Linked DNA regions of Mus musculus: region 1 is linked to region 2. The links are chromatin loops, found by intact Hi-C in ENCODE. Cell type or tissue: gastrocnemius. All regions are shown on one strand. Each heading gives the region's core, and the rest is flanking DNA. Links, peaks and the distances in the headings are about the cores only.

Region 1 (16,311 bases), core at 7,143-12,142, 68 kb after region 2:
TTGCAGGAGTGTGTAGGGGCAGCATGAGCCGTGGGGTAACAGCATGTTACTAATGTTATGTGGCCTCACTTTTGTCAACTGCAGAATAGACAGTATCAGTTGGGGGTATAGTATTGCAACTAAGGACAAGGTCAGTAGGAATTGGAGCTTGTTTTACCTTAAGCCAGATTGTCAACCTTACTAAACCTCTATAAGGAAGCAGTAATGACTTGCCAGGGTTGTCAGTGGGCCTGACAGTAGTAGTCACTCTGTGAGAGGTCCACCATGCTACCCATGTCAGCAGCATCCACATGCACCTGTTTGGTGGGTCGTTAGGGAACAGAAGACTGGGGGGGCGGGGGGGTGGATTAAAAATTAAGAGTGTTTCAAAGGGCCTCTCTGTCTCAACATTTTTACATATCTTAGTGGGCTTGTCAGGTTACTAGAACTTTGGACATGATGTAAAATGTTTTCTTGTGTGTATGGGATTTTGCTTGCAAGTGTGTCTATATACTTAGTGTCTGAAGAGGCAAGAACTCATGTCACAGAGTTGTGCATGCTAGGAACCAAAGCCCTGCTTTCTGGAGGAACACCAAGTGCTCTTAGCTGCTAAGATGTCTCTGGCTTCCAATCTGGCTTTCTTCACAGGTTATAATGTAAACGTGTGTCAGAATTCTGTTAGCCCTGGGGTCTCACATGAGCCTTGTACTGTGTTGCAGGTCAAGCAGGTAGAGTGCCGTGGAAGCCTCTGGCGCTGCCGTCATGCCGTTCCCATTTGGCAAGTCTCACAAGTCTCCGGCAGATATTGTGAAGAACTTGAAGGAGAGCATGGCTGTTTTGGAAAAGCAGGACATTTCTGACAAAAAGGCAGAAAAGGTATGCATCTGGACATATTTTAATTCCTTCATTGAGGACCAAATACACAACTTTTAAAAACTGATAAATTCCCATTTGGATGTAGTTGGGTTGTTGTTGTTGTTTTTGGTTTTTTGTTTGTTTTGTTTTTTTGCTTTTTAAAATCAGGTCTCATTCCATAGCTCAGGGTGGTATGGAATGTGGGAGTCTTCTGAGAACTGAGATGGGATTGCAGGTGTGAGCCACAGTGCCCAGAGTTCATTATTCCACTCTTGCAGTGCTAGTTACTTGATTCCTGAAAGCAGTGTTTCCATAGCCCACATGTGTGCCAGGCAAGTGCTCTGCCAGATTATAGATTACTTTAAACAAAGTTTTGCTTTCCTCTCAACCCATAGCATCTCCATCTACTTAATCACTACAGTCTAAAGCCTGGCTTGGATCTCACCTGGGCCTCACTCAGTTTTCTCAGAAGAATCCGATGTCTTTTGCTTCCTAAAAGGCTGTGAATAAAGCCCATGAGTTCCACTTTTTTTTTTTTTTTTTTTTTTTTTTTTTAGATAGGGTTTCTCTGTGTAGCCCTGGCTGTCCTGAAACTCACTTTGTAGACCAGGCTGGCCTCAAACTCAGAAATCTGCCTGCCCCTGCCTCTCAAGTGCCGGGATTAAAGGTGTGCGCCACCACCACCCGGCCGAGTTCCACTTCTTGACGACAATCCTTGTAATCTACCTCATGTGTATTAGCAGTTGTCCCAGCATTCATGAAGTCAGATAATCAAATAGACTGTAATGCCTTGTCTTGTTTTTCCATGGATTGGTATTCCCCACATCCATTTCCACTAAAGCCCTATTCATCTTTCAAAATTCTTGCCTATATATATTTCCTTTTGTTAGAAAGTATCTCAGGGTCTTCCTACTCATGCCCACTAAAACACACCTTCACCGTTTGGGCACCTGCCTTAAAATGTCAGAACTGCCACCATCTTGAGTTTGCTCTCTTGTATTTTGTTCCCCTTGCTAGACTGAGAGCTGGGAGCACATATGTTAATAGCCTGAATATGAGTGAGTTGTGGCATTGGGTTTTTCATCTTCTCTTTAGTTAAGAGATTATTTTCTTTATAAGGATGAAAGATAGGTTACTTAGCTACTTTGTTTTTTTAAGCAACAAGACTTTAAAGTTTATTTTTGTTTTTAGCTATAATATAATCATGGTTTGATATGAGATTCTTCCTCTCAAATATTATGCCACAGTATATTGTGGATGCCTTCAGGTGAATTTGTAGAACATGGGACTGGTTTTTGTGACTGGTTCTTTCTATTCTGAATGGTTCCAAAGTGGATTAGCATTAGCACTTGCTACATCCACATTTGCCTGTAACTCCAGCTCCAGGGCTTTGATGCCCTCTTCTGGACTCCATGGGTACCTACACTCAACCATGCACACACCCACATACATGCACACATAAGTAAAAATAACACAAATTCTAAATAGTCCCAGAAATGATGGTTCTGAACCATCATTTCTGTTCTGCTTTCCTCTGTTGCTTTGCCAGTGTCTTTCGGTATATGGCTGACTGATCCAGGCTCCTTTTCTTTTCTCATTTTATCTTATATTTTCAATGCCCTTTGAACCAGGAAACTAAACTGATGTAACATTTGTTTCTGTATCTGTCTGTCTAAGACAACTGGATAAGATAAATCCTAGTGTGTACACAAAATGTAATACTGTCCCAATTTATGAAAGTGGTTCATAAGATGTAAAAAATAGGGAAGCCTAGTTGCAGACAATGGAAACAGGTTTTCTCAGGAGCTCAGAGGAGATAGCAGAACCACAACACCACCTGCAGTTCACAGGATCTGGCATCAGATGGAAGTAACTATAGCTATCACGGAGCAGAACTGACACCCATGGCTGGCACATGAGCTGGTCCCCTGATCTAAGAAGGCACTGTGAAGGAGAACAGACCCCATAGAGGAGTGATTCATACCATAGGAATTGCCTCAGTGGCTGCTCCTTCATCCTGAATTGTTTATCATTGAAAGTCTGTGTGTCTCTTAAGATGATGATTCGTTTTTTGCCTGTGCCTAAAGATAACAGTCTATTCCTTAAATTCATTCTGTTCATCAAACTCTGTGTGTGTGTCTGTGTTAGTTATGCTAGGGATTGAGTTGGGGCTTTGCAAATGCTAGGCAAGTAACTACCACTGAGATACACTGCAGCAGTCTCATCAGACTTACTCCATTTTCAGCACTAGGAATACCAGACAAGGTCTCTTCTTCAAGATAGGGCCTGTGTAACTCTGACTTGAAATGTATTCTGTAGACCAGGCTGGCCTCAAACTTAAGTCACCCCCTGCCTCTCCCTCCCGAGTGCTGGGATGAAAAGTGTACATCACCACCTGGCAGTTTTTAAGTTTTTGTTCACAGGACCCCTTTATACTCTCATAACATTAAGACAAAAACAAAAAAACAAAACTTCATGTATGTGGAGTATTTATATTATCCCATTAGAAATTAAAATCAAGAAAGTTTTAAATAATCATTCAAAAGAAATACACATACTCTGGTTTAACAATAACATATTTTTATGGAAAATAACCATATCCCAAATGAAAAATTCAGAGAGAAGAGTAGCAGTTTTTACTGTGCTGACAGAAGGCATTGGATCCGCACTCCTGGGCTGCTATACGTCATGCTGGTAAAGAGAGGGCTAGGGCTGGAGAGATGCCTTAGCATTTGCTGCTCCATCCCCAGGACCCACGGCATCTCAGAACTGTCTGTGATTCCAGTTCCCGGAGCCTGACACCCTCTCCGTATCTCTGTTGTGTACTTCTGCATATATATGGTGCATATAAATTCATGCACATATATATTTTTTAAAGAAAGAAAGCTATTTTAATAGCATTTGAGATAATTTTGAAAATTTGTGGGAAGCCGTTGCAGAGTGGCAGTTGCAGAGTGGCAGTTGGCTACTGCTGGCCACCACACATGCATAGGCAGTGAAGGTTCTTTTGCCAAGACAAGTTAACCAATCAGATGTGAGACACGCCTTTCCTAGGCCTATGTAAGCAGCACCACTTCTGGGCTCAGGGTCTTTTCGCCTCTACAATCAAGCTCTCCCAAAAAATGTGTGCAGAAGGATCCTGTTGCAGCGTCGTTCTTCCTGGCCAGTCGATTGCGCACAAGAAAAATTGATACCATATAAAAATTTGATAATTGGCAGTTATGCGGTTTTTATTTTAACAGCCATATCTGTAAGGAACCAAACACACTTCCCATCTTTTATACCAAATTGTGTACTAAAAAAACAAAATTTCATAACATTAATGACTTTCTTACTGCTTTCTCATAGGTATTCCTTTCTTCTCTTTCTTTACCTTCTCTCTTAGCCTAGACTGAGAATTGTGATTCTCCACCTTCAAACTCCCTGAGTACTGAGATTATAGGAAGGTGCCATTGTGCACAGTTCTCCCGAGCATCCTTAGGTGAAACCTGTAGGTTCTTTTAAACCAAGTATGTGGTCAGACAGGGTTATATAACTGCTACGGTAGTGTGTTGGCACTGCCTTAGGTTGTGCTGGAGTGTTAGCCCCTTTAGGATAAATAGCATGCAGTGAGCACAAGGCAAATGATGTCCTGCCAATGATGTAAAACCTCAGTCTGGAGGAACCCAAGAGCCCACACTTTACAATGTACTGTGATAGTTCATAAGAATTATGACAGGGAAGGGACTGGCTTGAGAGGTGGAGAATATTCTAAGTCCTGTAACGTTACAGAGAAAACGTAAGAAGGTGGCTTGATGGAGGGAATAGAAGAAAGTGCTGGGATCTGTATCATCTGCTTGACTGGAAGAATGGGGGGTTTTGTTTGAGTCCACGAGCTGTTTTGTTCTCTTAGAGTACAGTTGGAATGCCAGGATCATTTTTGGTGGTAGCACTAGGGGGAAGGCGGCTACTGGCATTCAGTTAGTAAAGCCCGGGATTCTAAATATAGAACAGCAACAAAAAAGAATTACCCAGCAAAAATGTCATTAGTGCGGAGGCTGAGTACTCCCACTCCAAGCCAGCATCACACAAGCATGGACTTACTCTGAGTATAAAACACGGGGATTTCTGAAAAATAAATTTCAGTTCAAGGTGATAGGCCGCTCTGAAGAATTAACTAGTCTAACCAGCTTGGTCTAAGTAGTGAGTTTCAGGGCAGTCAGATCTACAGAGACAGACTTTGTCTCAAACAAATAAACAAAATGCAAAAGATGATAGGAAAAGTTAGGACTGCTCCATGAGTGGCACATCCAGCCTCTGTCAGCTGTAGAAGGTGTCTGTCTGTATCAGTGTCATCTGTCTGTCTCATTCACTTTAATAGAAGTACAGACTAGTCAGGATTACTTAAGCCTTTGCGTGTGCCCCTTCCACTTCTGTAGGATCTTCACCCTAGCTCCCTCTGTGGTTCACATGGGATCTTTTTTCAAGTCTTGGCTCAAATGCCACCTTTTCGTTCAGTTTGCTATTTAAGATGAAGCCCTGCTGTTCTGCATTCCGCCTCTTCCTCTCTTTTCTTGTGCAATATATGTAATTGTTTCTTCTCCAGTGGATTATAAGCCTTTCAAAGACATACCTCAGTAATAACTTGTATTTTTTGAAGATGGAATAGAGAGCAGAGTTAATGTGAACTGCTGCTACCTTGCTGTCATGCATCACCTATGACTGCTGAGTGTGAAAAATGTCCACATTGAGTGTCCATCTAACAGGAAGGAGCTGTAACCAAGTGACAGCTTAGAATGACTGAAGATGACCAAGAGCCATATTTATTTCTCTTTCAACCCTGTCACCCAGAGCTCTGTAACTCACTGCCCAGTTATACGTCTGTCCTGATGGCTGCACAGTTGCTGTGACATAACATCATAACCATGTCAGCTTATAAAGGAAAGCGTTCAGGCTTGTGGTTCTAGAGGGTTCAAGTCCTCAGTGATAGAGTGAAAGCTTGGCAGTGGGTGGCTGATGCAGAGAAGTCTCAAAATGGCATGAGTGTTTTAAACCTTAAGGACCACCCCCAGTGACACACATCCTCCAACCAGGTCACACATTCCAATGCTTCCCAAACAGTTCCACTAAGTAAAGACCAAGTATTCAGATATATCAGCCTTTGGGGGTCATTCTCATTCATACAGTGACAGTGACCATTTCTCCCCCTGTAGTTAAGGATAGTCAGAAAACATTTTCATGATTAGATAATCATGTAGAGTGATATGCCTAATAATAATCAGAGAGTTTAATCACAGGATTCCTGAAATCTTCTACAAAATATAGCCCTCAACTCTGAACTTAACATTGTGGTAAATTTATCTGATGGGAATCAAAGCTATAACTAGCAATTTGATTGGCAAGGAGAATAAAAACTTATGGGTGAATGAAATTAGTCACCAAAGAAAAATCAGTTAACACAGAGCTTTAGAGTGTTTAATACAGACCATATTTACTGTGCCAGAGCAACTGGGGCTGCTAAGAGCATGAGATGGTGTAGCCACTTTAGAAGACAGGCAAGTTCCTAAAGAACTGAATTAAATCAGCTTTGATAGAATCATGACACTTCTAAGTATATACCCAAGAAACCATGAAATATATATCCATAAAAGACTTGTCTAAGTGTTTGTAGAAGTTTCATGTAAAATAGCCCAAGTCAGGAAATAGCCAAATGCGTGAATAATCATTTTGGCCGCATTGTTAATAGAACACTATTAACAATAAAAGGATGAACTATATATAACAGTCAAATCTCAAAATACTTATGTTGCTAAAAGTAGCCAGTGTGCATGATTTATGCTTTATACAAAGCTCTAGGAAAGGTAATCAATCTATAGCTGCAGAATTCAGGCTGGTGGTTGCTTTGGAATAGAAATAGAGGGAGAAGAAATCAAGAGAAATGCAGAAGGGTACATAAGGGAGTTATGGCAATGATGTCTCTTTTCACTGTCTTGATGGGTGTAGACACCCATGAGCAGAGCAAATGTACACAAACTGTACTTAGTATGCTGTTCATCAACAATAACTTGAGAGAGGAAGAAGAGATGCTTGTTTCATGCATCAGCTGAGGCAGATGTGTCTTAGGAACCACATAGATCTGAGGGCATATGTGTGCCCCAAGAATAACTAATGTAATGAAGAACCCAAAGAGAATATTGAGGACAGGTTGCAGTAACAAGGGTATTATTTAAATTCTGTTCCATGTGGGCAAGTCCTTGCTTGAGGTTGTGGAATGATAACTGTGTTGCAAGGAGTAATTAACCTGACATGGCAGTTCAAAACTACTGTAAGTAAAAAAAAGTTAATTGAACCAGGAGTTAGATTTGAGCAGAGTGTCTCTTAAGAATACAGAGTCTCAGTGTAGTTCCTAAGCAAAATATTTGTAAGGAACCGCCTACTATAAAGCAAGGGTTAAACCTGCTTTATAGTAGAGACCTATGGGTGGAAGCCCAGTAGGCAATCTACTTTTGTCTTCATATTAGGTGACATAAAGTCCTCAGACGCTTCCTGCGTCTGGGGCATTGGCATTGGCATGGGCTTGGTGACCACTTGGTTAAGTGCTGCAGAAGGAGCTCTTAACTGTACTGTTGGCACATCTTACACCACCACCTTCTGCAAGGTGCTTCACAGAGAGGCCTCTGTTACCACTCTCAAGTGAGGAAAACTGCTTCCTAAGCAACTCATTATATGGGAATGGAATTCACAGTTAGCTATGCCAAGCCATAATAAAAGTGTACTCCTTCGTTTGCAGCCTCCTAGAGTTTTTACTTGTGTTCCATGGTGCATAGTTATTGTACTGAGGTTGTGTAGTAGGATACATACACATAGGTCAATCCCTTTTTAACTTTGCCACAGCCTTTTATTTATTATTTTTTTATTTTTATTTATTTATTCATTTTACAAAACCCCTTTCTTTATACAAAAAAAAAGAAAAAAGAAAAAAAAGAAAAGGCTTATTATTCTTATTTTAGGTAAGTGGCAGACAGGACTAGGGTGAAACTTACTCTACCACTAACAGCCTAACAGCTGTGCCTTAGTAACAACTATTTTCACATTCACCTGCCATATACAGAGGACAGAGCTACCACCCTCAGCTTATACTCAGTTCTCTTCACCAGCATGGATGCTAGTGTTCTGGGAGAAGTATAGGTAGGTGCCAGCATATATAAGAGGGGGGAAGGGAATATTCTTTTGATAGCATGGCCACTTAACAGTGACTTGTAGTTAGAGAAATGTTTCACACTAGGAATTACTAACAGGTTTTTCTTAGTTCACGTTCTTTTAGTTGAGAATAGTCAGATACTTTCTATAATGAATTGGGGAAGGTGAGCTTGAAAAAGCATTCAACACAGGAGTTAATATATTAATTGAGTCTTTTCATCAAATATTTACCACAACTATATTCTTTTTTTTTTTTAATTTTGTCTTTATGTGAGAGTAAGCACATTGCCATGGTACACACGCCTGAGACTAGAGAACAAGCCTCAGACGTCCTTGTGCACTGTGGGGCCCAGGGCTGCTGCTCAGGGTCTCAGGCCTGCACATAAGCTTCCCTGCCTGAGAGCATCTTTAGATTCCATTCTACAATTTTGTCTTGTCTTCATATCTTTCTGTATAAAAGCTTTGATTCTTCTTCCATTTTTAGACAGTCTTACTCTGTGGGTTTAGCTAGCTGTTTTGGAACTTGCTCCTTAGAAAAGGCTGGTCTTGAACATAGACCTGCCTCTGCCTCCTGAGGGCTGGGACTAAAGGGACTCACCCCCACACTCTCCTCTGTTTCACTCTAAATATTTGTTTTGAAATTGCTAATTCATAAGAAACCATTTTCCTGCTTTTATCCAGTGGACAGTGGCCTTATTCTGTCTTTCCTCTGTCTGCTTGATGCAGGTGGAGCACTAGCTCTGTGCGATTGACCACAGGGCAGCCTGAGCCACAGCAACACAGATGAGTGTTACAAAGATGTCAGGTTTAAGGCAGAGAGGCTTTCTGGTTTGGGAGGTCCTGAAATAGACCAGTTGCACCAGTGTTTTAGTTTCTTGAGTTACTTCTCCCCATCATGGACCCACGCACCCTCAGGTATATTACCCAGGCTGGCCTGAACTCCTGTACCTTTTGCCTTTGCCTCAGACTCCTAATTTATATTTAAGGGGAAAATCTCATAGCTAGGGTGCTACTAGGGGAGGTTGTGCTGGACACAATCATAAAGGCTAAAGAACATCCCTGAGTCCTCCTCTGGGTAGGAAAGAGGTTTTATTCTAATACTGTTGCCAGTGATACACACATTAGATATGAAAATTGAGATGCTAAGGCTGTCTACATTGATCTAATAACGTAAATATTTTAAAAAATAATCCCTAAAAGCTAATTAAAGTTCTCATTTGGTTGTATGTGGATGCTAGGGAACTCTCTCGTACTTCAGGAGTCACTTGCCTTCCCTCCAAGGGACTTAAGAGACTTGAGCTCTGCTCTTCTACCCCAGCACCTGAATTCCAGGGAACTAACATGCCCAGACTCTGTTCATCACAGGCACTTCTAAGCCCCGGTACATGCAGCTACTTCATAGGTCACTTCTCAGAAGTCCTAAGGAAACAACTAAGACCTTAACCACAGTCTTTTTCTCTTGTCACAGAGTAAGAAATGTGGAACATGGGACTTCATTTTCCAGTCAAATGAGTAGCTTGTCACAAGGGATACTCTTGACTAAGTATTTATAAACAGTTGGCTGCTGTTAATAAAGCAGTCTGCCTATGAAACCCAATATGAGGCTCCCTGGCCACGCAGGAACAGCATCTGTGTCTCAGAACACCATGTCCAGATGATGAGCACTCAAAGAGTGTTCTGCCAACTAACAAAATCATGAGGTCACTGTATGTGTAAATTGCTGTCAGACCCTGGAGTGTAGGAAACGAGAGGCACATGAGAAGGGCCAGCCTGCAAGGCGGGCAGCTGAAGAAGGCCTCGCTGCTGCAGCTGGAGCCCACCTGGAAGGGGAGGGGCGGAGTGTGAACACTCAGGCTTCACCTGGAGCAGAGATGAGGCTCTTCAGGGGTGCAAGATAAAGTATTCTTCACTAATGACACATACATATCTGTCCACCTTACATTTCGTAGTTGAGCTCCATTTGTTTGGACTCCATAGAAAAAAACTGCACCGAGAAACTTCTGGTGGAACACGCCTTTAAACCCAGCACTCGGGAGGCAGAGGCAGGCGGATTTCTGAGTTCGAGGCCAGCCTGGTCTACAAAGTGAGTTCCAGGACAGCCAGGGCTATACAGAGAAACCCTGTCTCCAAAAAAAAAAAAAAAAAAAAAGAAGAAGAAGAAGAAGAAAGAAAAAAAAGGAAACTTCTGTTGGTGTGCCAGTGGCTTCTTGCCACTTCTGTAACTCTGGCCGATTGGCAGAGTGATGTCAGCTTATACAGACTCAAGGTAGTTTTACTAAGACAGACTCACATACTGAGGCAAGACCCATGGAGGACACATGACATTTGGAGGAAGTATGAATAGGACTCAACAGACTGTGAGAGGGGCTTGTTTATAGAACTAACTTTACAACATGTCTTGGTCTCTCTGCTTCGCTAATCTTCACTTTATTTGAGAGAGACACGACAGAGAACTTCTGGAGTCCCTGACAGTCCTGTTCGGCTGAGACCTGGCTTTTTCTGCTAGGTTATGCCACTGCTGCTGCTATCCTGACACTACTGAACTAGACTGCTGGTATTTGCAAGTGGATTGAGCTGCTACTGCTGCTGCTGCTGCCCTGTGAACTAAACTGCTGATTTCCTGAGAATGCAAGAACCATTTCTAAACAGCTCCATCTCCCCTGTATCCTAATAACCTTTCTTTCCCACTACCTCTGGTGAGTGGTGGGCTAGAAGAGAGGTTAAAAACATTTTAAAACCATCATTAGTAGTAAGTCTTTAAACAAATTAAAACTTACATGCAGTGTGTGTGTGCGTGCAAGAGAGAGACCTTCCTCACTAGTTTGCTTGCTTCGTTGAAAATTGTTCAGGATAATAGGGATCAGAAATCACACAAGTAGTTGAAATAGTTAAAAGACTCTGCCTTTGATCCCAAGTGCATAAATAAATAATCAAACAATAAATAGATAAATAAATAAGCCATAAATTGATAGAACATTCATACAAGTCTGAAATAGAGTGAATGAAAAGTAAAGAAGCAAACAGTACTCAGTTTAGTGGAATGTTCTTTTAGAGCAGTCGTTCTCAACCTTCCTGGTGTTGTGACCCTTTAATGCAGTCCTCATGGATTGGTGACTCTCCAACCATAAAATTATTTTCATTGCTTCTTCATAACTAATTTTGTAATATAAATATCTGATATTGAGGATATCTGATATATGACCCCTTTGAAAGGTTTTCTGCATCCGCAATGGGATCACAACCACCAATTAAGAACCACTGTTTTAATCTATGTAGTTACAGGAATTAGGCTGTAAGTTGAGCAAAAGGCACACTTAACCTTTTAACTTACTAGTTTCCCATACAGAGTGATACAGTGTGGGTGAGCTGTGACTCAAGATTTCTAACACAGGCAGCACGGGACAAACTTCTTTTCAGCTAGTCAAGCACTAGGCACAGAACTGGTTCTCCTTGGTGTTAGCTTTGGGAGATGTCTGCACTATGACCATATGCACACCAGGATCCAAGTTTAGAGTACTTGGCCCTTAAGTAAAATGGCAGCCTTATTGAATTAGTCAGCCAGTTCACTTGTTTGCTCACACTGTACCTTGGCAAGCAGGCACTGCTGGAGTGTTGCTTCCCTCCCACTGGATTGCAGTTCCTTTCTCTTCACACACACTCCCACTCCTGATGTAGGTGATTTTTTTTTTTCTTTGCTCATCATAAAGTCAGGTTGGTTTTTTTCCAGGTGCCAGATACAATATTTGATTCTTAATTCTAGTAGCCACCATCTTTCCTTTATCAATAACTGAAATATTAGCTCAGTTATCTTGTGTTGTCTTTGTGGTAAACCAGCAGTGCTGGGGGGTCTGAATTTGGTGCCTTCTTTCTAGAAGTAAACCAGATGAGTTGCTCCTAGATATTCCTGTACCTCCCCCGAACTGTTTTGCATAATCTAGTCTGCTTTTGGGCTCTTTTAAGCACTTCTTTTGCCTTCTCAGTGGGGTCTTACAGGGTTGCTCTGCCCTGGAGGCCCTGTTTCTACTCTTAAGCTCTCAGTGTAGCGGAAGGGACCAGTAACTGGGAAATTACAAGGAACAGAAGAATCACACTCAACTATGAGAAAGAGTGTGAGGGAAAACTTAGCCATAGGTGAATGTGTGACAGAATTTTACCTAGGAAATTTTTGAAATTTTTTTTGAAAAAGCTATCCAATACTGAAGTAAGCACTGAAGAAAGAAAGGGAGAGTTGGCCATCAGGTGGGTGCAAAGGACACATGAGCATAGGAAACCACATATGTGTGTGTGTGTATATATATGTGTGTGTGTATATATGTAAGGCCTCTGAGGACAGACATGTGTCCATACATCGTGGGTAAGTAGATGTCATCGTGCAGGTCTAGGTTAGACAGTAGGACCAGACTTTGTAGGGGCCATGGTAAGAAAGATTTTGCACCATTCTAAGAGAAATAAGTAATCATTGGAGCATGCTAAACAGAATCTCTTCATCATTTGGGTTTGATTGGAAAAGAATGTACAAGTCCTGTACAAGACAGGATGTAAGGAAGTCAATAGGCTAGGTAGTAATTTTAGCAGAAGTTACAGGACTTGGGTTTTGGCGGCAATGGCACAGGAGACAGCAGATGGCAGGATCTGGGAGAGTAGAGACAACTTAGCCATTTGCTGGCTCAGAAGGAAAAAGAGCCAGTGATGACCCCTGAGTTTCTGAGGGCAACTGTACTGCTACCTGATCTGTGTGTAAGGACAAGGAAGAATAACCAAGCAGTGGGCAACAACGCGAACTCTCTTTTAGATAGATTGGGTTTGAGGTAGGTACCATACTATAGACATCTAAATACATTTTGTGTAGACTGCTGAAAGACAAAGCCTGGGAGAACTGAAGATAGGCATCTGTGAGGTATCTGCCTTTAGGAGTTAATTAAAGCAGTGGGCATGGATGAGATCACTTAAAGAGAAGCTGCAGAAAAACAAGAGGCAGGAAGGAAAACCTCACATCTGGCCTTGTGGGTTTAGTTAAGGAGGACCAACTGAAAAGGAGACCAAGAAGCACCCAGAGAGGTGGGAAAAGGTAAAAATAAGGACAGGGATGGGTGCAGTAAATAACAAGTACAAACACTACAGGTGCCCAGGCATAATAAAGACAGGTAATTTAATGGCATGTAAATCATTGTCAGCTAGCCAAAAGCAATAAAGTATTAGGTGCAGGAGCTGTGTGAGAATGGGAAGGAGACGTGGATTGTGACAAACATGAGTAAATATTCAAGAGACTTAGTTATAGGTAAAGTGTAGCAGAGAAGAATTTGTGATGTCTAGAAAGAGCATATTTGGTTCTGTTAAGGGGAACCTTGGTCATATGTAAAAACTGAAAATGGGCTGAGTTGGGACTTGGCTATATGAGAAGAGGAGATAATAAAATACATGGTTCTCAGGAGGGCAGGAGGGTATCAGAACCCAAAGCAAGTAAGCAGCAAGAGGTAGGTGCATCTAATTCCATTGTCAGTGCCTCCCCACCCTCACTGTGGAAGAGCCTGGCTTTCAGCTCAGAAGTAGAATAGCTGCCATTTTGTCCCTTCCTCTCTTGTGTCTTTTAAAGACAGCTTTATTGAATGTACATATCATGCAGTTCACCATTTAAAGTGTGTGATTCCATGTCTGTTAGTTTCTGCATGGATAGATGTGACCATAACTTGAGTCAGCTCTAGAACACTTCATCACCTCACAATGAAGCCTTGCCCTTTAACTGTCTCTCCTTTCAGCACCTGTTGTTGTTAGATGAAAGCATGAGGTTTGATCTGAATTGAAAGCTGAAAATCATAAAAATTTCAAAATTGATAAATTAAAATTTTCTAAGAGTGTTCAAACTTGAGTTTAACCAGAAAAGCAAAGGAGGGTGAAGAAGATCTGCCATTTAGGATCATGACATAACCACCAGGTAGCACAGTTAGAAACCCTATTAAGTCAGTGTCAGATTTTTTTTTTCTTGTCAGTGAGAATCACTTGGAATAAAGGAACTGAAAAAGCATTGCATATAAATAGATTATAATAGAATCTATCCCGCTTCTATTCTGTCTTGGTCCAGAAAAATTACATTTGGGGCACCTTATTGCATATGAGATTTTGGACTACTGAGAAATCTAAGCCTTATAGCCAATAAAGTGTATATTGGACCAGAAAAGGTGAGCTCTGCTGCACGCAGAGGTCTAAGGGTTTATAGGACTTACAAATCAGAATAGGTTTGATTTTTTTTTTTTTTTTTTTTTTTTTTTTTTTAAAAAGTCAGAGTTGAACTATATAGCCCTAACTGACCTGAAGCTTCCTGTGTAGACTAAGCTATCCTGGAACTCAAAAGAGATCTGTCTCCCTCTGCCAGGATTAAAGGCATACACCATTATACCTGGTCAAATGGTTTAATGAAAAGATTTTACTAAATTAACTTGTTTGATTTTTTTTAATAGTCAGAAAATATGAAATGATGTCATTTTATCAAGATATTAAATAAAAATCTTTACAAATATGATTTGCAAACCCAAGTAGCCATACCCAAGATTATTAGATCAAAACTAGGTGTTGGTAGCTCATGCCTTTAATCCCAGCACTTGAGAGGCAGAGGCAGGCAGATCTCTGAGAGTTCATGACCAGCCTGGTCTACAGAGTTCCAGAACAGCCAGGACTACATAGACATAGTGAAACACTGTCTGGGGGGTGGGGGGTGCGAAGGGGATATATATTAGATCATTACTGAAAGATATGATAGGCTCATTTTTGGTACTTTCCTGGTTAGCAATTTTAGCAGGCCGCAGAAGCATAACTAGATATGTGATGGAAATATAAGAGTAATGTGATTTACTGGATATCCTTTAGAACACAGAAATGTCTGTGCAGCCTAGGTGTTAGGCTGATGGTGAAATACAATTAAATAGGAGTTAAAGCCTTCAGTGTGGTATCATGACTTCAGTTGGCCATAGCACCCATGGAAGACGAAGAAATCCACTCCACTTTAAACTCTTTCTCTTGATTGTCTACACTACTAAGGATGACCTCGGCTGGGTTGGCATGTCCCATATGCAGGATCGTCTGTATCTGGAGCAGGGTTGGGCATTAGCCTACCTTTCTTGGAACAATAATTGAAAATAAAATTGAAAAGAAGTTTTCTGAAGATATATTTTAAAGGAAGACAGGTGTACTACCTCAGGCAGGGAGAGAAGTTACTGCTTGGGCCATCAGACAGTATAGGGAGGCCATAGACCCTCCAATACAGCAGTGCTAGAAGCAGGAGATACTCAAGAAGTTGTGTGACCATTTGGTAAGAAGCTTTGATGGTTGTAAAGGAATTAATGTGGACTGTTAAATTTGTTCTGAATACTGTCATCTGCTGATGTCCAATAGCAGGTCTTCTATATTTTGGTAGGTTAGGTTTTTTGTTTTATTTGCTTGCTTGCTTGCTTGTTTTCATGAGACGGCTTCCCACCATGTAATAATCAAAGCTGACCCTAAGTTCACTGTGTAGCTCAAGCTTGTCTTGCCTTGGGTTCCCAAATGGTGGGTGGGATCACAAACATTTTGCTACCACCTTTGTCTGCATGGAGGTTTTTTAAAATGTTTGGTCTAGGACTTAGGTTAATAACATCTCCATCTTGTACTAGTCTGTCTTGAGGGAGTCTGGTACTGCACGCTACACCTTACGCTATGTTCCATGACCCTCCATGACCCTCCTGAGCTACTGTTGCCATGCGTTTTCTTGTACATGCAGTCATCTTAGAGTATGCTATTTTTGCATCAAAGAGCCAAATTTTCTTTAATATTAAAGGAAAACGTTGCTTTTATTCAATTTTTCTCCTCATTTGTATCTTTTAGTTTTAATGCATCTCAAAAACTCTTCATGTTGTCTTATTCTGGGATTGGGGGCGGGGGGCATTTTCTTTTGAATCAGGGTCTCACTAGATAGCTTTGGCTATCCTGGAATTCACTATGTAGAATTATTTTTATTTTTAAAACATTTTTATTGGATTATAAAATTCTAGGATGATAGCTTAGTAGTTTGGTTTTCTTAGTAGTTTTAGCAGTTCCCTGCTATCTGCTGGCATGTATAGTTTCTGTCAAGAAGTCCCACTGGCATTCTTTGGTTTGCTTTGGCTGTGCTTCTCTCCGTACTGCCCCCCCTCCCCCAACGGCTACTTTTAAGATTCTCTCTCTATCATCAGATTTAAACAGTTCTTTGTTCTGAATCTCTGCATGGACTCCTCCTCTGTGTCTATATCTGCATGTGGGTACATGTGCATATGTGTATACGTGGAGCTG
Region 2 (16,311 bases), core at 7,627-12,626:
GGGAGCCTGCTTGCCTCGTAGAAGAGCTGGCCTTACCTGAAAGGTAACTGAACAGGAACGCCGTTGCGGAAGCTGAAGGCTCCGCATTCCTAGGACTCTGGTGTTGCTACAGGGAATGGGTCGAAAGGGAGGCAGCTGTGGAGTAGGCAAAGGAGTAATCAGTGGGAGAGGTTGAGAAGATGAGGGCCAGGAAAGGATGGGAAGACCTGAGGAGTCCAAAGGGACCTGCAGTCAAATGGATGCCATGTCGACAGGAACACACAAAGGGGTGGGTAGATGAAGATTCGTAACTGGACAGGTGATCGTCGCATCCCTTGATGAGTAGCAGGTTCTGACTCGCAGATGGCCATTTGAACCCCACGGCTGCCTTCCCTGGGCTATCGCTGGGATGGAGTTTCCTTGTTTGCATTTGGAACACTCTCTATAGTGCCCGAGGCCTGTCCAAAAGTAGCCGAAAGGACACCAGGACCTACATCCAGGACAGTGACGTCATTTCTTCAGGGACCTCAGAGGAGTCCCTCCCTATGTCCCAAAAAGCCTGTCTTCCGTAGCCCTCTACTCGGTCTTCCTGTTGGCACTGGAGTGCATAGTTCTTCCTATAGAAATGGCCAGCTGAAAGAGCGGGCACCTAACTCGGTCCTCTAGAGATGGGAGGTACTGAAGATAGGCACACAAGGAATAGACCTTCCACAAGGTCAGGAGGAGGGGGTCCCAGAGCTGGAAACAGGCAAAGAAGATGAAGCTCACCAGGGTGGATCCAGCCTTGTAAATAGTCAGGGAAGGGCAGAAAGGGCACCTATGTGGCACCAGATGAAGCTGGCTTCTTGAGTAATAACACAGCTGCTGTTGACTGTGGCTTGCCCTAGCTTGGCCTGAGGCCAGCATTTCTGAGCATCTCATTTTATGCTCACAAAAGAGACCAGGCATATCTCCCTAATTACTATTAGCCTCTGCTTTTTTGTACTATGGGACTACCGATTGATCCACGCCTGCCTCTGACCTCTCTAGCCTCAGGCTGTGGCCATCCCTATTCTGAGCTCCTCAGAAGTGCATGGGTCTTTCTGCCCTGACCCACATTAGGGTCCTCCTCATAGTGGAGCCCTGAGGTTATCAAGTGGTTACTCGATCCACAAAAAATCCTTCCCTAGACCGCCTTGCTCCTTCAACCACCAGCTTCCTTCCGGGTGTCCCGCGCCCATTACAGCATTTGAGCTCCTACATCAGCAATTCTTCTTCAGGCTCTTCCAACAGCAAGTTCCACATCCTCCTGGTCCTGGCCCTACCTATTTACCCCATGTCAACCACTGCCTCATAGCCCAGTCAGAAGAACACAGGGCTCCTGCCCAGACCTTGCTGTCCCACCCCCAACATTCCCTCCTGTCCTGTTTTCCACAGTACTCTCTCCTGTTTCAATCCTGGGAAGGTCAGATCAGACCCCAGCATCCTTCCCCTCCCGCTCCGGGCACTCGGAGATACTTGCTCCCTGAGTCTCAAGGGACACATTGCCCTTCCCATGGAGGATACAGAAAGCCCCTTCTCAGAACACAGCAGCTTCTTTCTGAAACTACAGAATCACCCATAAAATGATAACCAGGACACTGACTGCTAAGTGAAACCAGGTACCTAGGCAGGATGTAGGCTGGGGGTGGGGGTGGGCAGGGTTAAGAGAAACACCCAGTAGGACACAGAGAGACAGTCCCTACACTGTGACAATCTTCCTTCAGCAGATGCCAGTCCCATCCCTGTGGTCACAGCCTGAGAGGCTCCGAAGGAACGGGTAGTCAGCAGCTTCTGCTGGGCTATTTGTGGGTACCTAGATGTGCCCCCCCCCGCAGCCTTTTCCAGCAGGCATAATCGATGGCAGCCCCCTTATATCTCCAGGTCTAACAAAGTTGGGTCCCAGGATAACTGCCCTAATGTCAGTCTTACCCTCTGACAGTGTTAAGAGACACGGTGTGATAGAGGCAGAAGGCTGTCCCCTAACAGACATAGGCCACGCTTCTGAGCCCCTCCCCCCACCCCTATTTCCATTCTAGCCTCACCTCAGTATAGCACGTTCAGCTCTAGACAACCAGTGCCCCTCAGGCCTGGGAAGGGAGAAAAGGGCCAAGCCTCTACAGGTGTGACTTCAATAAAGAGGAAGAGGCCTCCAGGTAGATTCCAGAAACCCAGCTTGTACGGCCCAGGGACAGCCCTCTGCAGAGTCGTCATAGATGGACAGCCAGTTGCTTCAAGGCTACTGTAGTCTCTGCATTTCCAGCCCCAAAGATATTCCCTTTTCTTGTCTGGTGTACACTAACCAGGGCATTTCACAATCAGCTGTTGTCAGAGGCAGAGGGCTAGAGCCCCTGGCCAGCTCCTGTCTACATCCCTGTGAAAATGGCTGAGTGTGACAGGCCCTGAAGAGCCCAGATCCAAGCTGCAGTTCTCAGACTGAGGTCATGGGTGGGGGAGGCAGAGCAGGCAGAGGATTACAGACCACGTGGGAGGTTTAGATCTCTGTCACACTAGTTGGCAGTTTCCGTCCTCTTACAACAAGCTTCCTTTTTGGTTCTCTGCCTGACCCAGGGCTGTGGCGAGTGTGCCTCCAACTGCAACCTATGACAGCACCAGACGGGGTGTGAGCAGTGTTGGTTCATGGTTAAGACAGCCAGCACAGACAGAGCCACCTCTCAGCTTCACACGCACACGCTCTCTCTAACTGAGGACTCTCATAGCTGCTGATAGACCACACAAAGACTTACAGAACACACTAAGGCATGGATCCAGGTCTCAGTAAGAACTCAAGGCCGTGACTTGACTGGGCACGGTAGCTGAAGAGTACAGGAATCCTCGCAGACTCTTCTTGCTACCCTGCCTCCCCAGCAGGTCTGCAAGTCTGTGCCTGAGAACCGCAGCTTTGAGACACTCACATACCCTTCCCACCCAAAGCCGCCTTTCTCCTCCCCACCCCCACTGATCTCAGTGTCTGAAATTAGAGACTAGTGCTTTGGGGTTAACACAGGACCTAACATAAGACCACAGGCCCTACACAGACACAGGCACACTGTGGTCCATGAGAGGGCAGAGGGATCCAACCTTGGCCTTCTGAGGGGCAGGGTGAGAAGAGACAGGTCTGACCTTCTACTGGCTGCAGATAAAGAGGAGATTCAGAAGTCAAGCTGGCAGCACCCTTCCCATAAGGCCTTGTTCCCTGCGTGCTCACCTTCCCCCAGGCCTTCCTCCGTCACCACTTTCCAGAGCTCCACTTCTGCATCTGAGAAATGAGCATATATCTCTGAGGGCTGTGGTTAGGATCAACTGCAACTAGCTAGGCAAAGTCCTTTCAAGGGAGCTAGACACAGACATAGACATAGCGAGCAGAGCAGCAGTAACCTAGGCCTGCCTAATCGACTGCCTTTTCCCTGATGGGGAAGCCTGCACTGCTGAGCTCAAGTACTCAACATGCTGTTTCCCCCCACCCCCAGGCCTCCGGTTGCTTTCTCCCCGAGTGTTCATGTGGTCTTCCCTCTGTGTGCATCTGTACCCTAAGCTCCTCTTCTTACCCAGGTAGCAGACTCATAGATTAAGTCCACCTGAGGGAGCTCACTGAGCCTCCTTCAAGATAGGCCGTGTACCGCCATACTTAAACACTGGGAGCAGGGCATTCAACACATGAGGGCTCTTTGGGTTGTTTTGTTTTGTATTGTTTTTTAAATTTGTGTGTGTGTGTGTGTGTGTGTGTGTGTGTGTGTGTGTGTGTGCCTGTGCACCATATGCATACAGGTAGACACGATGCATCAGAGCCCCTACTGTAACCAGAGTTACAGTTGGTTAATGTGGATGTTGAAAACCGAACCTGGATCTTCTGTAGGATTAGTAGGTATTCCTGACTGCTCTGTTATCTCTCCAGTTCTTGATTGAGATTTTGTTTTGTTTTTTAATTCTTTCTGTTTATCCTTTGACAATTTCATGTAAGTATATAATGTATTTTGATCCCCCTCCCTTCACTCTCCTTCAACTCCTATACCCTTTGAACCACTCCTCCACAAGGAGACCTCTTCCTACTTCCAGGTCTGCTTGTCCCGCCTCTCTTGCCTCCACAATCACACTCAGGTCTAGACATGTGTTACCATCCACCTGAATTATCCGTAAAAGCCCCTACCTGGTCTCCCTCCTGGGTGCTCAGCTCTGCTGCCTCGAAACAGCAGTGTTTCCCTATTGTTGTGATTGATGGTGGCATTAGTCACACATCGTGAACATCCAACCATGGGACAGCTCTAGCCATTTGGGAACGTGGTGAATATTGTCCTGCTGCAGGACCTTTGCACTGACCCCATCTTCTGCCCAAAAGCCCTGGGGTGACTCACCCTTCAGACCTTGCCTGGCACTGATCAGAGGCTTTCTTAGCCTCCCTGTGCTAATAAAAATGGCTCCCAGTCCTGCCTCTCCCTGCCTGCTTTCCTTGCTCCATAACTACGTGTGTCACCACCAGGCGCAAGAGGGATCCATGATGTGTGAAAAGGACCGGGTCTGTTTTATCCTGTGCTATGCACATGAACAATTGAATTGAAGGGACAGAGGAGCTAGGAAAACCCAGGGGGCTGATGGAGTGGGCAGTGGGCTTAACCAACTTACTGAACCCTCTGCAAGAGGTGACATGGCTTGTCCCTCAGACTTGCCTTCTCAAACCACCCTGAAGAGGAGGGAGATACACTAAGCAGAAACTCCCAACTGGAGCAGAGGCTAAGAAGGAGATGAGTGGTGTTGTGAGGCAGCGTGCATGGAGAAGCTTCGCTTGTGGAGAAGTCGGTGGTCTCAGTGAGAGCACCTACTCCTGGGGCAGAGAAGGTAGCTCCTTGGAATGTGTTCCCATAACGTGAAGATGTTTCTGGGCTCAGTCCCCAACACCATAACCTCACTTAAAACAGGTTAGTGGTACATGCCTGTGATTCCAGCACCTGGGAGGAGGTAGCAGAAAGATTAGAAATTCAAGGCCAAGCCTTTAATCCAACGCTCTGGAGGCAGATGCATGGGGATCTCTGTGAGTTCGAGGTTAGTCTGCGGCGTGAGTTCCAAGCAAGGCAGGGCTACACAGAGAAACGCTGTCTCAAAAATAAAAATGAAAGAAAGAAAAAAGAAGAGGGGCTGGTGAGATGGCTCAGCAGGTAAGAGCACCGACTGCTCTTCTGAAGGTCCTGAGTTCAAATCCCAGCAACCACACGGTGGCTCACAACCATCCGTAATGAGATCTGACTCCTCTTCTGGAGTTTCTGAAGACAGCTACAGTGTACTTACATATAATTAATAAATAAATAAAGCTTTTAAAAAGAAGAAGAAGAAGAAGAAGAAGAAGAAGAAGAAGAAGAAGAAGAAGAAGAAGAAGAAGAAGAAGAAGAAGAAGAAGAAGAAGAGAAGAGATGAGAAAAGGAGAGGAAAGAAAAGAAAAAGAGGATAGAAGTCTAAGGTCGACCTTGGCTGTGAGGCCATGTGTGTTGTTATTGTTGATATTTTAAAGCTGCTCTGCTGCCCCAGTCTGCTTCCTTAGCCTCTTCAGGCTAAGAGAATAAGTGCCATTTATTTGCCCTTAACGCTCTCAAGCCCTTGCATTCTGAGGCTGGCCTTGGCTTCCTTTCTTCCCACAACTTTGGGCTCTCGTCATCCTTACAACAGAGTCTAGGATGCATGTATACCTGGAACTCCTGGGAAGGCCTCGATTTGACAGTTTCCACAGCTTCGTTAACATCTAAGATACTGTATGTGGTTCCCCGTGTCCTTCTCAGTTTAGAAATTGCTGCCAAATCTGGGCCACATTTCACTCAGTCCTCTGCTGGGGACTCTGGTCACCTCCCCCCAATACTGTGGGATAATGAGCCCTTGCAGTTTGGGGACACTACCTCTTCCAGGTCTTTACTCTCCAGATCACCTCCCTCTTGACCTCTCAAGACTACAGACATGGGGACATCATCCTCTGACCTAAAGGAATTGACTCATATGTTGTGTGACCAAAGAAATCACCATGTCATTCAAATCCATCTTGGTGAACCAATGAAATTATTGGGGTTATTTACAGGGACTTAGGTTACTTGGGAAGCTACATAAACAAAAAGCCCCACCCCAATTTATGTGATAATTCATAAAAGCTGCACTATGGGTGTTCCCCACTCCAGACTACCTTCTGTTCCTAAACCCTCTAGCACTGATTCTCAACGTTCCTGATGCGCCAGCCCCTTAATACAGTTCCTAGCGTTGTGACATCCACCATAAAGTCATTTTTATTGCTACTTCATAACTATAATTTTGCCACTGCTATGAATTGTAACATAAATATCTGATTTGCAGACAGCCTTAGTTAAAGACCTTTGTGAAAAGGTTGTTGGCTCCCAGAGAGGTCACAGTTCGCAGGTTGGGAATCACTGCAAGTCTAGCAACTGTCTAGGTCACATGCACTGAAGTAGAATTACATGCAACTCGGAGGTAGGCTGGGAGCATAAGCAGAATCCATGTGATGATATGAACACACACACACACACACACACACACACACACACACAGAGAGAGAGAGAGAGACACACACACACACACACACCTTCCTTAAGGGAATGCTGATATACCTGATCTTGTGAATGTTCCCTTCCATGAATCAAGACCACAGCACATCTACTGTAAAGAAGACATAGTTCTATAACAGCAGGTGAGAATGCAAGTATATCTGGGGCCCAGGCAGGACAGGTAACCATCTAGCTACCAAATACGAGTGAGCGGTGGGGCTGGTCTAGTTTCCTAGGACTGCTTCACCAGTACCATGTGCTAGGTAATTCAAGACCAGCAGGAACCCACTACAGCTCTGCAGGCGATCTGAGATGGAGATGTGTGTTGGGCCACACGTCTGAGAATGCTGGGAAGGACTCATCCCAGGAGACTCTCTTGGCTTCCAGGATTATTATTATTATTATTATTATCATTATTATCATCATCATTATTATCATTATTATCATCATCATTATTAAATTATTATTATTATCATTATTATTACTATTATTATTGTTATTATTATTTTCAATCTTTGGTACTCCTTGGCCTGTAGAAATGTTGTTCTGGTCTCTGCTTTTACCTCCACATAGCTTTCTCCCTTTTTGTGTGTCTATGTTCTCTACAGGGGTCCATACTATTCCAAGCTGATCTCATCTGAATAATCCTATTTCCCTGGATGGCATGCTCAGGCATAGAAATGAGGCATTTAACATAAGAATTGGGAGAGGAAAGAACTCAACTTTCAGAGAAAGATAAGATCTGGAAAGTAAGAGGGAGACTGGCTCTAGGGGCAGCCCCCAAAGGTCATTGTGGCTCTACAGAACCTCGAGAGAAGTCAGAAAGTCTGACTTTCTGTGAAACTGATTCAACAAGTTAAAAAAAAAAAGAAATTTACTGTGGTCCCCACCCACCCATCCACTGAAATGTGTTTAATATAAGCAGCCAACTTATTACCCATTGAAGACTCTCCCAAAAGAGGCCATTTTTGGCTTGACCTAATTTCCAAAGCCAGGTTGGACAACCACAGGGTTGTGGTGGAAGGAGGGTGAAGTCAGTTGGGAAGGGAAGCCCTAGCCAGCGTTTCAGTGAACTGCTTCTATGTACGTAGGAGACTGGGCACCAGGGCCGGGGAGGGACAAGAGTGCACATAGAGGCAGACTAGTTTCTCACAAGGCTCTGCTTCCCTCATACCTTCTTGGGAGGACTTCCTGGGTCCCACTGACCATGCTCAGCTGCACTTCATTTTCCAGAAACTTCTAGCACTATTGCCAATGAGGGATCCAGTGGCCACCTGTGGCATTTATTAGTATCAGTTATTGTTCTTACCTCTGTGACAAAATGCCTGCTAAAGCAACTTAAAGAAGGAAGGATGGGGACTGGGGACATGGCTCAGCAATTAAGAATACTTGCTACTCTTAAAAGGTCCAGGTTCGGTTCCCAGCAACCACACAGTGGCTAATGCGCTCCTGTGGCCCTTGTTAGTACTGCACACACATGACGCACATACATACACATAGGCAAATCCTCATTCACATAATATAAATAAAAATAATAAAACACTGGGCGGTGGTGGCACACGCCTTTAATCCCAGCACTTGGGAGGCAGAGGCAGGTGGTCTCGTCACATTTGTGGTCAGGAATCTGAGAGCATTGGATCCTGGTGCTCCAATGGCTTTTTCCTTTCCCTCTTTTCAGTGCAAGACCCCAGTGTCCACATTCAAGGCTCCTCATCAAACCTGGCTAGGGATTCCTTACAGGCATGCCTCCTTGGAGGCTCCAGTCAGGTTCACTTATGAGGGTGAACCACCACTATATTGGTGTTAGTTATCTGGGGAGGAGGAGGGAAGGAGCACCTGAAACTGGAGGAGGGTGAAAAGACGTGGGGCCACTCTGAGTATTTATCTTGATCTGTCTCTGCCACTGTCACAGAACACTTGAGCCTGGGTCAATGTGTACTCATGATTGCCAGGCTAGAAATCTCAAGAGAATGTCCCTGGCACTGCCTTCTTCATTTCTGGCAAAGGCTTGGTGCTTCAACTCATGGTAGACAGTGAAAGGGCAAGTGGTCACACACGGACGAGGCTACACACCAAGGACACTGCTGCTTCACACCAAGTAGCTCTTGTGGTAACTGATCTTCTGAGAGAACTCCTTCCAGGGCTGTAATCCTCCTTGATGACCCAATCGTCTCCTGAAGGTTCCACTTTTGGGACCAAGCCTGAGTGTAAGTTTTCCTGGGGACAAACCATATCTAAACCACAGCAACAATTTGGGAGGTGGAACCAGGCCATGACTGTCTGATGTGGGGACAGATATTCCATATCCCCATTACTCATCCTCATGACTGCCAGCAACCCCGGGCAGGGACACCCCTTTCCCACCTACTCACAAGTACACACACGGGTGTTCCTCACCCACTCAAACCAGCTTCTGCATCTCAATGGTATCTGAGAGCTTCTAAGCAACTTGTAAGGCCCAGTGACAGAAAGAGCCTGGCAGATTTGGTGTTGGGCTCAAGCAGAACAGGTTTCAGGCAGAGTTGTGAAAGGTCTAGCCCAAGGAAAGTGGGTGAAGGCAAGCTTTGCGGTTAGCGCTTCCCACTGTCCCTGGAAGCTGAGCTTGCCCCTCATAGCATCTGCCCATCACACCTGAAAAAGAGAAAGAGGAAGTAGAAGACCGAGTGTCAGGAATGAGAGGGGAAGGGCAGAGGCTCTTCTTCCCTCTTGCGAGACACTGCAGGGCTGCCCCCCACCCCCTCCCCTCAGATGGAATCCCACATCCCTGCTGGGAGCTGCCTGCCCCCGCCAGCCAGTCCCGGGTAGCCTGCTCTGCCTGGGCAAAGCACACCGTGCCTGCATGAACTTGCTATTTCTGAAACCAGAGGAGGCAAAGGGAGTGTGGGGGAGTCTTCCACCCAGCCTGGGCCAGCTGGTTGGGCTAATTATAAAGTTTTCACAGCCCAAACAAAGCCCATTAAGCTCCTCTATTCTGGAAAATGCGTGCGGATCAGTGGGTACCTTCTTTCATGGCGTCCTCCACCTCGGTCCCCTCAAAGTGCTCCCTCTCTGTCTAATCTGTCTCCCTTTCACCTTCCTCTCTCCTCTAGCTGCCACCTCACAAAGATCCCTGGTTTGGAAGTCACAGTGAAGTCCTGTGTCCCTAGCCCTGGCACAGTGCTAGAACCAAAATAAGCCCCAGTGAGTCGCATGGAATGAATGAATGAGCACTTTAATACGCAGTGCGCCATGAAAATACTCCTGGAGGGTAAGGCTAAAGTTAGCAAGTACTGTAAGGTCAAAAGAGTCCAGGCTTTAAATCACCCAAGAAGTCTATCAATAGACTGACAGACTCTGAGTAAGTCTGGCCCCACCCCCACCCTTCTGAGGGGCCCCTGTCCGAGCTCTCTCTCTCTCTCTCTCTCTCTCTCTCTCTCTCTCTCTCTCTCTCTCTCTCTCTCTCTCTCTCCCTCTGTGTGTGTGTGCCTCAGATTCAGTACTACAAGTGTTTGCTCAGGCAGTCTTGAAGTTCATGCTTTATGTTCCCTAAAGAATCCACACCTAGAACTCTTCTTTTTAAACACTAATTTTTATTTTATCTTCCTTTTATTGAAAATAGATTCTTCTCTTAGATAATACATCCAGATGATGAGCACACCTCCCCCTACTTCTCAAAGTTCCTCCCTATCTCCCCCCCTTTCTGTTTCTCATTAGAAAAGAGCAGGCTTCTGAGAGATAATATTAACATATAATAAGATGAAGAAAGAACTACCCTATCCAAATTGGACAGAACCAACAGAAGAAAAAGAGCCGCCCAGGAGAAGGCCCAAGAATCAGAGATCTAGCCAGGCGTGGTGCTGAGATAGTGGTACTGTTATACAGAGAACCCTGTCATGATAAACCAGCAAGCAAGAGAGAGAGAGAGAGAGAGAGAGAGAGAAAGAGGGGAGGGGAGAGGAGAGGAGAGGAGAGGAGAGGAGAGGAGAGGAGAGGAGAGAAGAGAAGAGAAGAGAAGAGAAGAGAAGAGAAGAGAAGAGAAGAGAAGAGAAGAGAAGAGAAGAGAAGAGAAGAGAAGAGAAGAGAAGAAGAGAAGAAGAAGAGAATCAGAAACCCACTTGTTTCTACACCCCTAAGGTCTCTGTGAGTTCATATGAGCTTTGCTCTTGTTGGTGCAGAGGCCTTGCTTTCCTGGTGTCCTCCATCCCTCCTGGCTCTTACACTCTTTCTGTATCCTCTTCCATGGGGTTCCCTGACCACTGAGGGGAGGGAGTTGACAGAGATATCCCATTTCCAGCTGAGCATTCCAAGGCCTCTCACTCTCTAAATAAGGCCTGGCTCTGAGTCTCTGTGTTTGTTTCCATCTTCTGCAAAAGGAAGAAGCTTCTCTGATGATGGCTGAGCAAGGCACAGATTTATGAATATATATATATGATATGTACTTATAAATATATATGCATATTCATATATATTTATATTTTCATATATTTGAATATCATTAGGAGTCAATTTGTCACTACATTTTTGCTGTTCTTGTAGTTTTAGACCAGTGGCATTTGGTTTTTATTTTATCTTAGGTCCCTGGGATATCTAGCCTCTGGTCTTGGTCACTCCAAGTTTCAGGTATGGCTTCATCTCCTGGAGAGGACCTTAAGACAACTCAGACACTGGTTGGTCACTCCCACAAGCTTTGTGCCACCATTGCCCTAGCACATTTTGTAGACAGAACACTATTGTAGATCAAAGGGTTTGTAGCTGGCTTGGTGTTTACAATTCTCTTTTAGTGGCACGCAGAGTACCTTCCTATACCAAAGATGCTAGAAGGTCGGGGTGAAGGCTCTAAGTATGTGGGAAGCCACATGTGCCGTTGCAGAGTGGCGCTGACAACTGCTGGCCACCACGCATAAGTTTGGACAAACAACCAATGTGTACATATGCAGTAAAGTTTTTTGCAAAGACACTGCCTGGCCCGGGCATGATAATGAGGCTTTGAGAGTATAACCAATAAGACGTGAGACATGCAAATGAGGTATGATAATGAGGCTCTGTGAGGTACAGAGAGTAGCCAATCAGATGAGAAACATGCAAATGAGGCTTAGTGCATAACCAATCCGGGTGTGAGACATGCCTCTCCTAAGCCTATATAAGCAGCACCAGTTCTGGGCTCGGGGTCTCTTCGCCTCTGCAATCAAGCTCTCCCAATAAATGTGTGCAGACAGATCCTGTTGCAGCGTCATTCTTGCTGGTCGAGTCCAGCGCACTCAAGATATGTAGGCACCAGCTTGACTTCTCCATGTTCAAGAGTTGTATGGGTGCTGTCATCAGCAATGGAGCCTCGCTGTCAGTTTGTGGAAAGCAACCTGTACTCTTGATAACAACCTGGGTTGTTTTGGGCTTCCCATGAGACCCCTTTGACCAACAACTCAATTCGTAACTAAAGGTACTGGAAGCTTTGTTTGTTGACAAGAGATGGCCAGTTGGAAAGCTGTCTCCCCAATTGTTTGCTGATTTCACTTAGAAAGCTTTGTGTATATATTTTAGGAAGTTTCTGCTGTATTAGGCTTCCATGCTACCCCTCAAATGGCCCTGAATTTTAGCTGTCTCTCCATATCTTCTAGTTCCAGCCCTCCCCCATTCATCCACCCATAACTATCTATTCTGTATTCTTTTTATAACAAGAGGTATCTGTCCCCTCTAGTCCTTTACACTATACTTATGACCCTCCGTGGTTCTACAAATTATAGCTTAGATATCATTGACTTAGCAGCTAATATCCACATGTAATCAAATATCTACCATATTTGTCTTTCTGAGTCTGGGCTACCTTACTCAGGATTTTTTTTTTTTTTTACATATAGTTCCATCCATTTACCTGTAAATTTCATGATGTCTTTTTTTTTAAAGCTAAGTAGTGTTCCAGTGTGTAAAAGTACATTTTTAAAATCCATTCTTTGTTGAGTGACATCTAAGTTCTTTCCAATTATTATCAACAGAGAAGCAATGAACACAAGCAAGCAAGCGTCTTTGTGGTAGGATGAAGCATCTTTTGGGTATTTGCCCAAGAGCGGTATAGCTGGATCTTGAGGTAGAGCAATGCTCAGCTTCCTGGGGAAACGCCATGCTGATTTCCATAGTGGCTGTACCAGTTTGCACTCCCACCAGCAATGCATGAGCTGTCGCTTGTTCTGCTGATCTTAGCCATTCTGACACACATCAGCAGATCTTTAGAGACTTGACATTGACATCCTCCTTCAGGGACTGCCCCTCTGTTTCCATGTTGGCTGGGGCAGGGTAAAGCAGGGCCTCAGATAATCTAAAAATTAAAACCAGAGGCAGAGAGGGGATCCCCCAAGGTGGAAAATAGAAAATGGGGCTTTTATTAGGTGGCTGGAATGCTTCAGTGTTGGAAGAGCAAAAGAGTATGAAGAGCTATAAAACTGTACATGAAAAGATCTCTTTGGTCCATGCAAAAGAGGGAATGGGAGTACCCAGGCTAAAGCCCTGAAGGACCAACCAGAGCCAAGCGAGGTAGCACAAGCTTATGGGCTAGCAACTTGGGAAGTAGAGGCAGGAAGATCAGAAGCTTAAGGTTGTTTTCAGATACGTAGCAACTTGGAGCCAGCCTGGAGATCCCATCTTTAAAATAATAAACAAAACACCAGCATTAGTGATGGGGTACTCTTTGCTTTTCCTTTCCGGTTTAATCAATTTCCCTGCCTTCTTATTTGCAGAAGAAAAGAAAAAATGAAAACTAGGGTGTATCAAATGCTCCCTATTTTTGCTCAGTACCCTGTCCATCAGTGTTGGCTGTCTTCTCTCTCTAGCTGTATTTAAGGATTTCAAGAGTGAGCTGTAGACACTGGGACACGTCAGCGCCAAATATTCCGGCTGCCTCTCCTAAGAATCGTGCACTTCTACATAACCACAAAGCCACAGAGTCGGTGGTGGATATTTGAATTAAAAAAACAAAAAAACAAAACTTTCTAAGTAGTATTTCTTCTAAATAAAGACACTTTGCATGACTAAAAAAATAAAGGAGGGTCAGGGATTGGAGCTAAACCACACTAACCCAAACCCAGATCTTCTCTGAAAAACTTCTAAACTGGGTTCTCCTCGGAAGAAAACAAATGACTCTTCAGCTCTGCCTAGCATCTCCCAAGGAAGCTTCTAGAACAATTCATATTAAACAGCAAGCCCCCCAGGCACATACTTAGGCGTCCCACAATGGTGTTATGAGAGTTTTTCCATATGTGGGGGATCCTCACAAAGTAGGTGCTTACTAAATCCACATAAAAACTTAGCCTTTGTGGCAGCAGAAAAGTCCCAAAAATCTATGTCATCTGTGTCTGCTCGAGGCTAGCTCATCTTGAACAAACTCAAACTCAGCCTCAAAAAGATGGTGTTACTTAAGACAGGTCTTCTAGCCCCATCAAGGCCCTAACTCTAGCTGATCTGTGAAGGCTTCCCTGGCCTATCCTCCCAGTTTGCCTTCTGATACACATTTCTAGTTTATTTGTGCCTAGTGTATTAGTTCTTTTCTTGTTAAAATAACTAAGATATCAGAGGCTCAGTGTTGTATAAACAGAAGTTTGTGTAGCTTTAGAGTCCCAGAGCTTGCCTCTGAAAAGGATCATCTGGCTGTCCCATAACGCTGTAGGTGCCACCAGGGTGGGCCACCAGGGTGGGCAGAGAGCAGTCAGTGGCAAGGCAGGAAACAACCGGGCTTGAGGGGCTGGGCTTGCGCCTTACTGCAGTTCCATCCATGCAGGAGTGACCTAAACACCCACTACTGGCTTCCACCACTCCAGCATCACTACCAAGCACAGGCAAAACCACAAGACTAACCTATATCCAAACCACAGCAGCAATATCAGATCTCAGCTCCTGCTTGTCCACTGCTTTCCTCTGTGGGCTCCCCAACCGCAGCCTAAGCCCCGCCTCTTTTCATCCTGCCACGGAGCTTACAGAGTGTTGGTTGGTTCTAGACCGGGGCAATGACTGCAGCTTCTGCTGCTGTTGTTTCTCTCTCCTTCTCCTCCTTCCTCTTCTTTCTCCTCTTTCTGCTTGGTTTGGTTTGGTTTTTCCAGACAAGGTTTCTCTGTGTAGTCCTGGAACTCACTCTGTAGACCAGGCTGGCCTCGAACTCACAGAGATCTGCCTGCCTCTGCCTCCTGAGTACTGGGATTAAGAGCACCACCAGAGCCCACCCTGGCTTCAGTCTTCTGAAAGTCAGAATTACTCCAGAAGCCACTCTTGGAGTGGCAGGCACTGAGCTAAACACCTTTCAGACATAAACTAAACATAATCTTCATAAAAGATCATAATGCATATATGTATGGTCCCTAATTTACAGATAGAAGTGCTGGGACTTCTCAGAGATGAGCCAAAGTCACACAAGTTATGGTCAGTAGCTCCCAGTCGTATCTGCTTTCAGAGTAGTAGAGATGGACTGCAGGGCAAAGGGAGCCTGTGAGGGTTACTAAGCAAGTTAGTGGAGGTCAGGGAGAATATGGCACAAGGAGCCAGCCGTGATGGCCATGAACTCTACACTCCCCACCCCCGCCTCCACCCCCACCCCCACCCCCCAGACAGTGCCACCACTGAGCAGAAGACTCAATTTTCTCTTCCAGCCTTCTCCTTGGATGCCCTGTAAGCACTCAAGGACCTAGACAGGTAAAAAGAAATGTAATGTATTTATCCTTCTTCTTCCCCCACTATGCAGATGTCCAGACGGCAGAGTCTGGGGAATGCCACAGCCCCGCCATTAGCATCCCGTTGGTCTTTCTGCTGACTGAGACCAACTGTGAGGAAGGCACCTGCTCTTGCCCGCTAGAGATGTGTCCTGATATCCTGGCATTGTCTCCAGGGGAATAGGTTTGTTTTTTTTTCCCCCTACAACAGATGACCAGAGAAAGATAGATACCTCACATTCTTCCATAATACATAAGACAGCTGTGTGAGTTCCAGAGGGAGGCCAGAAATGGTGTGCTTGGGGTTGCTGGTTTCTTTAGAAAGGAGAGGAAATGAAGGGCTGACTTTAATAAGTTCCTTAATTGAGTTTGAAGAGCTCATGATGCAGAAAATATAGGAAGAAGAAACCAAGAAAGCTTGGTTCTTCTCAAATGATCAGAGGAAACTTTTTGTTTCTTTTAGGAAATCAAAATGCTGTGCTTGTGTGTGCAGGATGGATGAGTGGGAAAATGTACTTGCTCTGACCTAAGATCTCACATAGCCCATGCTGACCCTTACCTTGCTATGGAGCCAAGGATAATCTTGAACTGATCTTCTGTCTCCACTCTATCCATGCTAGGGTTGCATGCAAGGACCTGGTGTGACTTGGTGCGCACAATGCTGGGGCCCTGAATTCTAAGCCCTAGTATTGGATTTCCACCAGAGACTGGGGCCTGTCATCATGGTCCCGGCAGTTGACTGAGGAGTAAGGTCTCTTCAGGGGCCTTATAGGTCATATGAATGCTAGGTATGCAGTCTTTCAACCAAACAACATCCACAGCCCCATGGGTTTGAAAAATATTAATGAAACCTAGAAGCTCTGCCTTGAACCTCTGTTCCATTTTCTTGGGGATATTTTTAGGATGTATTGAAAAAGTTGAATTTAAGAAATGAAAATTAGGGCTAGTGAGATGGCTCATTGGTTAAGAGCACTGACTGCTCTTCCAGATGTCATGAGTTCAAATCCCAGCAACCACATGGTGGCTCACAACCATCTGTAATGAGAAACAAATAATAAAGAACTATGGGCTGGAGCGAATGGGGTTGGAGCGAGCAGGGCTGGAGCAAGAGGGAG

The links. Hi-C counts contacts between places; a loop is a spot of excess contacts. Peaks named below come from ENCODE experiments on the same cell type or tissue, not always from the same donor. Only the 100,000 strongest peaks of a DNase experiment are listed, where the experiment ranks them.
Region 1: it touches region 2 in a loop (6-fold over the local background); 4 of 42 quality-filtered maps call a loop at or near these places.

The regions. Positions count from the first base shown.
Region 1 is chr1:85,817,659-85,833,969 of GRCm38, forward strand. It overlaps Cab39 (calcium binding protein 39), which reads left to right. Exons shown (of 9, transcript NM_133781.5): 2 at 699-855. The coding sequence starts at 742. Among named protein-coding and RNA genes, the nearest start is that of Cab39, 32 kb to the left of the region's middle. In gastrocnemius, for the core only: no CTCF peak of the experiment used is centred there; no DNase peak of the experiment used is centred there; H3K4me3 peaks cover 213 bases; H3K27ac peaks cover 5,000 bases.
Region 2 is chr1:85,749,181-85,765,491 of GRCm38, forward strand. It overlaps Mir8096 (microRNA 8096), which reads left to right and starts at 2,768; the gene lies at 2,768-2,894. In gastrocnemius, for the core only: no CTCF peak of the experiment used is centred there; no DNase peak of the experiment used is centred there; H3K4me3 peaks cover 1,141 bases; H3K27ac peaks cover 2,818 bases.